Regions from separate parts of the Homo sapiens genome. Here region 2 is linked to region 1. A link is a loop called in an ENCODE intact Hi-C map of the cell type or tissue named here. Cell type or tissue: dorsolateral prefrontal cortex. All regions are shown on one strand. Links, peaks and the distances in the headings refer to the core of each region. The heading gives the core; the rest is flanking DNA.

Evidence for each region. Hi-C counts contacts between places; a loop is a spot of excess contacts. Peaks named below come from ENCODE experiments on the same cell type or tissue, not always from the same donor. Only the 100,000 strongest peaks of a DNase experiment are listed, where the experiment ranks them.
Region 2: it touches region 1 in a loop (2.1-fold over the local background); 2 of 110 quality-filtered maps call a loop at or near these places.

Annotation. Positions count from the first base shown.
Region 1 is chr17:70,262,555-70,267,942 of GRCh38, forward strand. No RefSeq gene overlaps it. Among named protein-coding and RNA genes, the nearest start is that of KCNJ2, 96 kb to the left of the region's middle. In dorsolateral prefrontal cortex, for the core only: no CTCF peak of the experiment used is centred there; no DNase peak of the experiment used is centred there; H3K27ac peaks cover 1,632 bases.
Region 2 is chr17:70,182,210-70,187,597 of GRCh38, forward strand. No RefSeq gene overlaps it. Among named protein-coding and RNA genes, the nearest start is that of KCNJ2, 15 kb to the left of the region's middle. In dorsolateral prefrontal cortex, for the core only: no CTCF peak of the experiment used is centred there; a DNase peak (open chromatin) is centred at 3,257; H3K4me3 peaks cover 863 bases; H3K27ac peaks cover 3,678 bases.

The DNA of each region.
Region 1 (5,388 bases), core at 172-5,171:
ACAGTGCCTACAGAATATTTGCTATTTTTTTAAATCAAACTACTTATTTCAGATAGAACTCTTAGTCACAAGAGGTTCAAACCACCTCATACTTTTCCATAATGACATATTTTACTGTGCAGATTTATAAATTGAATTATAACTAATGAATGTAATAAAATAAAAATTACTCATATGATATTGTACTCCAATAAAATAGGTGAGTGTATTTTTCTAATATTTTTATCAAGACTATCTAACAAAAGAATTAAGACCCCTCATTAAGTAATAAATGAACTAAGGCTGACTAATGCTTAGCAAATATCTGGCTTATTAATTGAAACTTTTACTATAATAACGATATTAATTTCACCTAATATTACTGATCATTTACTATATGATAGGCATATGCTATGTGCTTTTAATGCATTTCCCCCACTGAATATACTGAATGTACAGAGTTATTGTGGAGAGATGGGAAATGTATATACCTTCAAGTCAGAAGACCTGAGTCTGAGGTTCAAAAACAGTCATGTGTCACATAACATTTCAGTCAACCACAAACCACATATACAATGAAGTTCCATAAGATTATAATGCCATACTTCTACTCTAATTTTTCTCTGTTTACATACATAAATAGTTGCCATTGTATTACAATTGCCTACAGTATTCAGTACAGTAACATGCTGAATGCTGATTACCATTTGTAAGCTAAAAGCAACAGGCCATACTATACAGCCTAGGTGTGTAGGAGGTTATGACATACAGATTTGTGTAAGTACACTCTATGATGTTCACACAACGATAAAATCACCTAACAATGCATTTCTCAGAATGCATCTTTGTCATTAAGCAATGCATGACTGTACTTAGTTTACAAATCCCTTAAATACTTAAAATTGTTGTCTCCTTGGCTGGGCAACACGGTGAAACCCTGTCTCCACTAAAATACAAAAAATTAGCCAGGTATTGCATCGTGCACCTGTAATCCCAGCTACTTGGGAGGCTGAGACAGGAGAATTGCTTGAACCTGGGAAGCAGAGGTTGCAGTGAGCCGAGACTGCGCCACTGCACTCCAGCCTGGGCGACAGAGCGAGACTCCGTCTCAAAAAAAAAAAAAAAAAAAAAAAAAAAAAAAAAAAAAGAAGAAGAAAATAATAAAGCAAATCCCACTTACATCCCAAGGTCAATGCACAGACTCCCATGGGAAAGAGTGAGCTGCATTTGTATGGTACTTCAGAGAGTTAAAGAAATTTCACGTAAGCTACTTACTTCCAGTTTATTGCTTTTTCCACTATAGGACAAGTAGCCATCTTCTTTTAGGAGCATGGGGTCTTAGGTAATATGATTTAGCATATCCATGTAGGTCCTAAAACAATGGTTATTTTCCACCTGAATTGGTATTATTTTCATCAATATAATCCCCTCTAAGAAAATTGTCCTGTGGATCTTTTTGTTAATTCTTTCTTTCTCTTTCTCCCTTTCTTCCTTTCTTCCCTTCTTCCTTCCTCCCTTCCTGCCTTCCTGCCTGCCGCCTTCCTGCCTTTCTTTCTTTCTTTCTTTCTTTCTTTCTTTCTTTTTTCTTTCTTTCTTTCTTTCTTTCTTTCTTTCTTTCTTTCTTTCTTTCTTTCTTTCTTTCTTTCCTTTCATTTCCTTCCTTCCTTCCTTTTCTTTCTCTCTCCTTCCTTCCTTCCTTTCTTCCTTCCTTCCCCCCTCTCTCTCTCTCCCTCTCTCTCTCTCTCCTCTCCCCCCACCCCCCTTAGCCAGGCCCATAGCCCAGGCTGGCATGATCTTGGCTCACTGCAACCTCCATCTCCCTGGCTCAATGCATCCACCCACCTCGGCTTCACAAAGTGCTGAGATTACAGACATGAGCCACCATGGCTGGCTTGTGAATGCTTTCTTCTACCCATTGAAGAGTCAGTATGCAGTCTTCTTGATGCCAGGACAAACAGCAGAAAGTCAAGGAAAATCATATGCGTCAAGTCACTTAAACAAATAAATGGCAACTATAGGAAAAACTAAAGCCACATGGCACGATGAGATCTAACTGGAATCTCACACAGAACAAGTAATTTTGCCTGAGGAAGGTAACTTCACTAGAAGACTTACTTCCCATATCAGTTTGCTAGGACTGGGATAACAAACTACTACAGACTGGGTGGTTTAAGGAGCAGAAATTAATTTCCTCTGAATTCTGGAGGCTAGATGTCTGAGACTGAGGTGTCATAGGGTCAGCTTCTTCTGAGGCCTCTTGCCATGGCTAGAAGATGGCCATCTTCTCATTGTGTCCTCACATAGTTGTCCCTTCACCTGTATTTTCTGCGTCCTCATCTCTCTTCTAATAAAGATACCAATCATAATAGATTAGTGCCCACGCTAACGACCTCATTTAACCTTGATTACCTATTTCAAGACTCTGCCTCCAAATATAGTTACCTTCCGAGATATTGAGAATTAGGACTTCAACATAGGAATTTTGCAGGGACACAATTCAGCCCATAACACCCCCAAAATGATGCCTTATTTATTAGTCTGGGTTTATAACTTTATATTTCTTCTCACTAACATTAGGAGGTTCTTGACTCACCATGTGCTATTGAACATTAGATGAAACATTGGATTATAAATATAGCTCATGTTGCAATGATGCCAGGCAACGATGTGTGCCGCTGAACAGTCATCTCAGTAAACTAAAGTGCATGCGAGATGTTCCTTTCAGGATTTATTGTTTGGAGAACAAGTGGAAATTCTGTTTGATGAGAACTTGGAGCAAACGCTTTCTCCAGTGCTGACCTGGATCCTATTCTTGGCAATGCTCAGAGAGAAGAAGAGGATAGATACATCACTGAGATGTTGACCCAACAAGCATTCTTGTCAGCTACCTTCATCAGAATTGAAACCACATCTGAAGTCTCTCCACAGAAGGTATACCACCGTGTGGAAGCCAGGCATAGTGACCCTGGTTGCAGTGCCTTCCACTTAAAAGCACCAGTGCCTCTCAACATCTTCCTCTGCTATTTACGGTTACCAAAGAGGAATATATTTACTTTTTGCAGATTGTTCTGCTGTGTTCTCTTTTCTGTCTTACTCACACTTTACTGGAAAGAAAAAAAAAAAAATCATGCTTCAAGAGCTTCCCCTCTCCAGTCACCCAAAATAGGAATTTCTATCATTTTGCAGTTTCCAAACAGCAGCAGATCAGAATCTGTTTATTCTGCACCCTGAGGAACAGAACAAGTCAGACTGTGACTGTGTCTCATTAATTTTTTCTGTAATTTCAAAGAAGAAATGGAAGAGAAGAATCAGGCTTTAGGCTATGCAAAAATTGTTCAGCATGGTAAATAAATCAGCCCGAATCTATTAAAGCTCTTTTGGGCTACAACAAAGCAAGCTTGCAAACTGATGGTTGTATCCCTGAATTTGGTAAAGAGTTGCATAACACATCAGGTAGGCCAAAAAAGCACTGATAAATCAGTCTTTACTAAACATAAAACAACTTGGCAAAGTTGAAAAAGAAAAGGAAGAAGCTGAAACGTGTGCATGAAATTTCCACATTAAAAACTCATTGGTCTTGCCTGGATCCTGATGCAATTTGAAAGGAAACAGACAATTCTATAATTTTAGCAAAAATATTTATGGTACAGTATACAAGTTCACCAAAACATTCTCTCCCAAGTTCTTTTAAGAATCAGCATTCCTTACCCCAGCGGAGAAGCTGCTAAAACAAATTTATTTTTTGTTCATTTCAGAACTTTCTGGATTCTAACTATGAAAAACACAAATGCTTCAACCCTTCCCACCCCCATCACCATCAAAGAACTCTGTGACCACATGTCCTTCCCTATTTCTTTATACCACATATTAGAGACGAACATGTGGCTTGACATACATGATCTTTGTAATCCAGATCAGTTGGCTAGCAGTTCAAAGATAAGGTCAACAATCAGGTTCCAGCTCTAGGAGAAAAAATAAGGAATTTAAATTTATGGTTTTAACTTCTGGCCCTGTGAAATCTCCGGAAACTCCAGATTTTGCAATATTTGGAAATAAGAATGTTTCCATAATATTTGCATATTTGCAAATACAAATGTGATGTGTATACAGTATTTGGAAAAGTATATGTAAATTTATATGATGAATACATAAAATAAATATATAAGTGAATTATTATTTACATCATACTAGGCTATTGTAAAGTTTGGATTAAAGAGAAAAAGGTATGTGGAAAATTAAATTCATTTATTGGTTCATTCATTCAAACATTCGGCAAGCATTTATTGAGGGTTTATTTTTTGCCCTGCAGGGTCACAACGATCAACTTGAAGACTCTGCCCCCAAAGAATTCAGAATATAATGAGGGAGCTAGATGTGCCAGTTGATGTTTAGCAATCACTGTGTTAATGCTGGGATAGAAGGATGTACCATGGTGTGATGAGGGAACTAAGGAGAACAGATTAAAGCCAGTCAGGCCTGTAATCCCAGCACTTTGGGAGGCCGAGGTGGGTGGATCACTTGAGGTCAGGAGCTCGAGACTGGCCTGGCCAAGATGGTGAAACCCCGCCTCTACTAAAAATACAAAAATTAGCCAGACGTGGTGGATACCTGTAGTCCCAGCTACTTGGGAGGCTGAGGCAGGAGAATCACTTGAACCCAGGAGGCAGAGGTTTCAGTGAGCCGAGCTCACACCACTGCACTCCAGACTGGGTGACAGAGCGATTCTGTCTCAAACAAACAAACAAATAAATAAATAAATAAATAAAGTCAGGAAAATTTTAACACCTTAAGAAAAGTCCTTGATTTTTAATGTTTAAAAATTGACAAAGGCTAATTTTAATCAAACAAGGGAGAAATAAAAATCAATAGTTCTCCTTGGAACTTCTCTTATAATTCTCACATTTTTATACCTCTCATCAAGAACATCTCTGGTCAGAAGCAAAACTAATTTTCATTTATGTTGTGGACAGTTTTTAAAGTGGTTCCTAGTTATTCCCACTCTTGGTACTATACCCACTTCATATCCCCTTCCCCTTAAATGTGAGGGGAACCTGTGATTTGCTTATAATAGTACACAGCAAAGGTGATGGGCTATCACTTCCAAAATTATAGTATTTAAGCTGATTTATAAGTTGTCTTGCTAGAAGACTGTATTCACTACTAGCTTCAATAAAGGAAGCTGCTATATTTTAAGCTACCCTACAGAGAAACTCACACAAGAAAGAAATGAGGGTAACCTCTAGCCAATAGCCTGCAAAAACTGAGGCCCACTGTCCACCCTCAACAAGTGACTGAATTTTGCCAACAACCACATGTGCACGGAATGGGATCCCTCTCCGAATGAACCTTGGAATTAAACTGCAGCCCCAGCAAAAACGCTGATTGGAGCCTTTTGAGACCTTGAAGCTG
Region 2 (5,388 bases), core at 200-5,199, 80 kb before region 1:
CTCAGGGATTTTCTAGCGTGCAAGACTTTCAGTGCTGAAACTGGAAAAGCTCTGGGCAAACCAGGGGAGTTGGTCATCCTCCTTTGGAAAGTAGAGAAGTAGAATGGCTGGGGGAAAGGGGAAGACCCAGTAGATAAGAATTCGCAAGGGAGGAATTGAAGCAAGGTAAACCAGAGGCAGCACGTGAGTGTTACTAAACAGAATAATAATGGTGAATAATTACTTAGGAAGTGGCTCTCTCCAACTAACTGAAATTTGTCACCTCAAGGGCATTTTTTTTGTTTTGGAGGAATGGTTTTCTAAAATATTATACAATTATCTGCCTTATTCAAAAGATGATATATATTATTTAACATTTCCTTATGTGACTCAAGCTAATATGTGCACCTCTTTCTGATGGGATATGCTTTTTAATCTTTTTTTATCACGAAACCAGCAGCTAATATTTTGTCCACTGCCAGAAGTCCCCTAGTGCTAGTTTGTTTTCTGCTTCTTATTCTCTGGGTCAAATAAATCAGATCAACCCATTATGATATAGATTATTGTATCATATATGTCATAGCATATATGATGAGTTTATCATATATCGTCATATCATATATAATATAGATTATCAGAGAGGATATCACATAATCCTCTATGACTAATATCATACGTAATAGCAGGGAGGTTCAGAAGGCCCAGAGGAGACACAAATGACCTGGCTTCTGCGCAGGTTTTATATTCATTGTACTGATTTTCGGAGATCTTTTTTATTTCAGGTTTGAGATTATATTCGGAGAGGTTGAGGCCATTAAGGAATTTGACTTTAGAAAATTCTATTCAACTCAACCAAAAATTTGTTAAGCGATTATAATGTAATACTGGGCACTCAGAGTTTTCTTTATGGACTTGGTCTCCAATCAGTCACAACTTAGAAAATGGGTGGTATGGTTATATATTTATTTTGTCTTAAAAACTAAGAAAAGTAACTGGGTTTTAGATATAAAAAGTTTGTATAGAACAGTAACTACCAATTACTGAGTACTTAGGATCTATTAGGCACTGTACAGACACACTGTTCTTTTCCTCCATGTGTGGACATCTTCATTTGGAAGATTAAATATCTTTGCAGGGAGGTCACTGTGGATTCAAGTGTTTTTGAAACACCCTATTGGGAATCGTTTTCAGTGCACCTCATTTAAATATTTTATTTGTGACAAAATTTTTTATAACTTTTTGGTTAAGGTTAAATTCTATGTTTAGAAAAATCCAGAACTCAATCAGAACCACATTTAAGTGACAAAGTTGGATAATTAAGATCGCAAATATCATGTCCTACAAAACAATCAATGAGTGACTATAAAGAACATGTAATTAGTGAGATGGTTTGGTTGTTTAATTGTCAATGGTTCTGATTTGGCTCAAATGACCCAGGAGGCTTTACAAAATATGCTGCACCGGGAGAGTGGACTTGGATTAAGTAAGCAACCTTCTGCTATGATAACTTGGAAGGACATCTCAAATGTCTATAAATAATCTTACCTGGCTTAAAAAACTCCTTTCTCTCTCTCTCTCTCTCTCTCTCTCTCTCGCTTTCTTTCCCTCTCACTTTCTTTTCTAATTCATGATGGTAACTTCTACCTTTTGTTTTGATTTTTACCCTTGAATTCTAGATAAACTATCTGCAAACGTTCACATTAATGTGGAAGTTTGGTGAGACAAACCTGTTTTCTCAACTTCATAATATCTTAAAATTAAAATATGTAAGACCTTTAAAATATAATACATACCATTTTCTTCCCCTCCTAGCCTCCTTCTAGCCACTTCTCTTGAAACCATTTGCCATATATCAGTAACAGTAACCTTAAAATCAACTTAGTTAAAAAACAACTATTTACAAACATAATACTTGTATAGACACACAGTCATAATCAGAAGACATCACTTTATAATCTATATTTTTTTACTCTTACAATGGAAATTCTATAGGTAAAACAGTCCCTCAAGGAAAAATTAAATGTTTGTATATATTTGGTTTGGTTTTGATAGACTGCTTTCTGACAACAAACATACACACCCAAGCAAGCTTCTACTGCTATGAAAATTATGGAATTGTGAGGTAAAAATGTTATGACAATTTCTTGGTTTAGGGAAATGTGAGAAAATTAAGCATAGAGAAACTCCAATGCCAGAGACATTTCAAAAATAGCATGTATGTTCTCCTTCCTCCATCCTTTCCTTCCTTCCTCCCTCTCTCCCTCCTTCCCTCCCTTCTTCCTTCCTTCCCTGTTTCCTTGTTTCCCTTCCTTCTCTTCCTCCCTTCCCCTCCCCTCCCCCTCCCTCTCCCCTCCCCTCCCCCTCCCTCTCCCCTCCCCTCCCTCCCTCCCTCCCTTCCTTCTTCCTTCCTTCCTTTTTTTCTCTTCCCTTGCTTCTTCTTTCCTCCTTCCTTCCCTCCTTCTCTTCCTACCTTCCGCTTCCCTTCTCTCCTCTTTTCTTCCTTCTTCCCACACATTTGTAATTCTCTATCATTTGCCTGCCACTCTGTTTGTTGTTGCTGTAATTAGTAGTGCTCACAAGTGACTCTTAATAAAGTTACAATAATAAAGCATGGTTACCTAATGCAATGTTTAACCTAAAATTTGAAAGTGTTTCTTCTTACAGTTTAAGTTGGTTTTGTAAGGACTTTGCTCCGGTGAACCCTGTTCTTTCCCTCCCTCCTGCTAAATGACTGCTCTGACCCCGTATTCTGCTGCGATTAGTTCTGTGAATCATCTTCGCCTCAGCATTTCCCCAGTCCTGACACATGGACAGAAAGACATCCCTTGGCAAACATTCAATCTAGTACAACAAACAAATGAATCAAGTCTCAGCCTTTGTCATTTTACTTGGATTTTGTTTTTTTACATTTTTGCTAATACAGTTTTACATCTAAAGTCCCAGTTAAGCAGCTCTTCATTTGGTCCTGCAAACAGAGTGTCTCGTCGAATAGTATATAGGAGGTTCCTTTACATTAGGAACTTTCTCATAAAAACAGATTATTTACCAAGAGAGAAATTTCAAAGGCAAGTATACACACATTTCTAACAAAACACTCTCGGCAAAAGCACTGTCAGATGGCAACCATATATGACAAAATGAGGGAAAGTTGAATGAACATGTCAGAGGTTTTCTTCAGTCCTATCATGAGTTCTTTTGGTGGCCATAAGGTCAACAAAGCACTCCTCCCTGCCTTTTCCAGGGAGGAGCTGAAGTGGCAGCCAGCATCACTTGGGCACACTCAGTCAATGAGGCAGCTGAATAAGATGCCCCCGAGTTGCCATAGAAACTGGAAGAAGCAGAGAAGCACCTTCTCCTGCACACTCTTTAATTTCATCTGAGTGACTTTGTTTAAGAACCAAAAATAAAAAGTGCACAAGGATGTAATTATATAAAAAGCTGTGTTCGATTATAAATACAGTATGTACTTTTGCCTCAGTCTACAGCTCACCTCTCCCTTCCATTTCGAGGCATTTGAACCATTCAAGGAGGAGTCTTCACTTCAGCTTTAATTGAAATGAGGCCCAGATTTACCAAGACAGGGGAGCGAGACTTTCTGCATTTCTATCTTTCCCTGGTTCACATTTGACGTCTGCATGTGGAGTCTTTTATAACAAAGTCTATTTCCAGGGGATCTTCATATCGGGCCATCTGGGTTCACCAGGGCTTACTGAAATTGCTCTGCCTTTTGGCATTTGTAGTCTAAAACATCGTATAGGTTTATGATCATTTTGCAGGATAATAAAAAGAGGTGGACAGGAGAATGCCAAAAAAGCAATTAGTGGAGAAGGGCAACAAAATCCTTTTTTAAAGAAATCCTGTTGCTACTTGCAATAAACAGCTAGTTTCACAATAGAGCAGGATGGGAGGAGAGTACCTCAACAGTGGTCCCATTGCAGTGTTCACCTGGGGGAAATTGTTCAGAATTTAGAGGGTCTACCTCTGGTCTTTACACCTTCCTGAAGGGCTGATGGGTTAAATTTGCTGGAAGAAAATGACACATCTTCTTTCTAGTATCCTTTAGTGAAACAGGGCAATCCTGAACCTGCATGAATCCTGGCATGATTTGAAATGTACTTGCTCTTAGGTTCCTACTTCCTGCTAGTGATTTGCATGAAGTTGAGTGCAATATAGAATTTACTTAAAAAGGAAAATGCAAAGGTACAAGGTGTGTCCAATGAGCAAAAATGCAATCCTATGTGTTCTTCGTGAATATGCCTTGTCTGTTCTCTTGATTTGGAGGACTACACATGAGAACCCGAGACTGAGACTTTCTGCAAGGCAAATAAGTCTTTTGTATAAGTAAAATATGAAAGGATTTTTCCCTTTTTGGAAAGCTGGCAGCCTGCAGGTAAAAAATGTGGCTGGTTCAGCTAGTGCTGTTTGTAAAACTAGACTGGCCATGTTTCTTAAATGCCTACTGAAACCAGTTACATGCTTGCAAGCAAAAAAAGAAAGAAAAATAATGGAACTGAAGAACGTCCTTGGCTGTTTAAGGTTGGAAAATTTTACTTAAATGAATCTAGAATTTCCAGATCTTTTTACCTAGAGGTACATAACAACCACAAAAGGAGTTTCCTCAAATATAGCTTTAAATGTCAGCCGTGTCCTCTTCCTGGCTTTGAGTTCAGATGTATTGTTTCTGGTGTTTTGTTTTGTTTTATTGTTGATTGTTTTTGGTTTTTGCCTCACATCAACCCACGATGAAAACTCAACTCCTCTTAGAGTTTTTCCAAAATAACATGAAAATGCATTATTAAGAAATGTTGGTTTTATAGAAAATTTTATATGGAAGACAGAAGAGGGGTTCTCTGCACACCCTCCACGTGAAACATCAAACTTATCTTGCAAGTTGGATTTCTACAGGGATTTCGTTCTCTTATCTCTCACCACCAAGAGTGAGATTTACTCTTTTTACCTTTTGAAATCCAATAAGGTGCTGGGCAAAACAAGGGACCCTGTGGTTAGCAAGGCCCTTGTTGTTAGAAATGGTCAGCTTTAAAATGCCACAGATTAAAGAAAAATTATACAATAACTGTGCCACTAAGATGCATAAAGTAATAAAGTTTAAATAACACAGTCCAGCATTTGCCTCCAGTCTCAAAAGCTCAAAAGTCTGATTCCATCAGCACATCTGGCCCTAGGAGCCAGATGTATGGACTTAAAATATTTATTTACAATGAGAAGTATGAATGCTAAAGGAACCACACACTTGAAGACTACAGTCAGTGTATGTTCACTGTCTGTGAATTTTTCATGGTGGTTGGGAATAGAGCAAGGAGAAGTCACGTGAATTAATCGTAGGATTGTAGGATGTTAGCAAACAAAGACAGCATCTTTCATCTAACTCAACTGGGAATCAGACTAAAG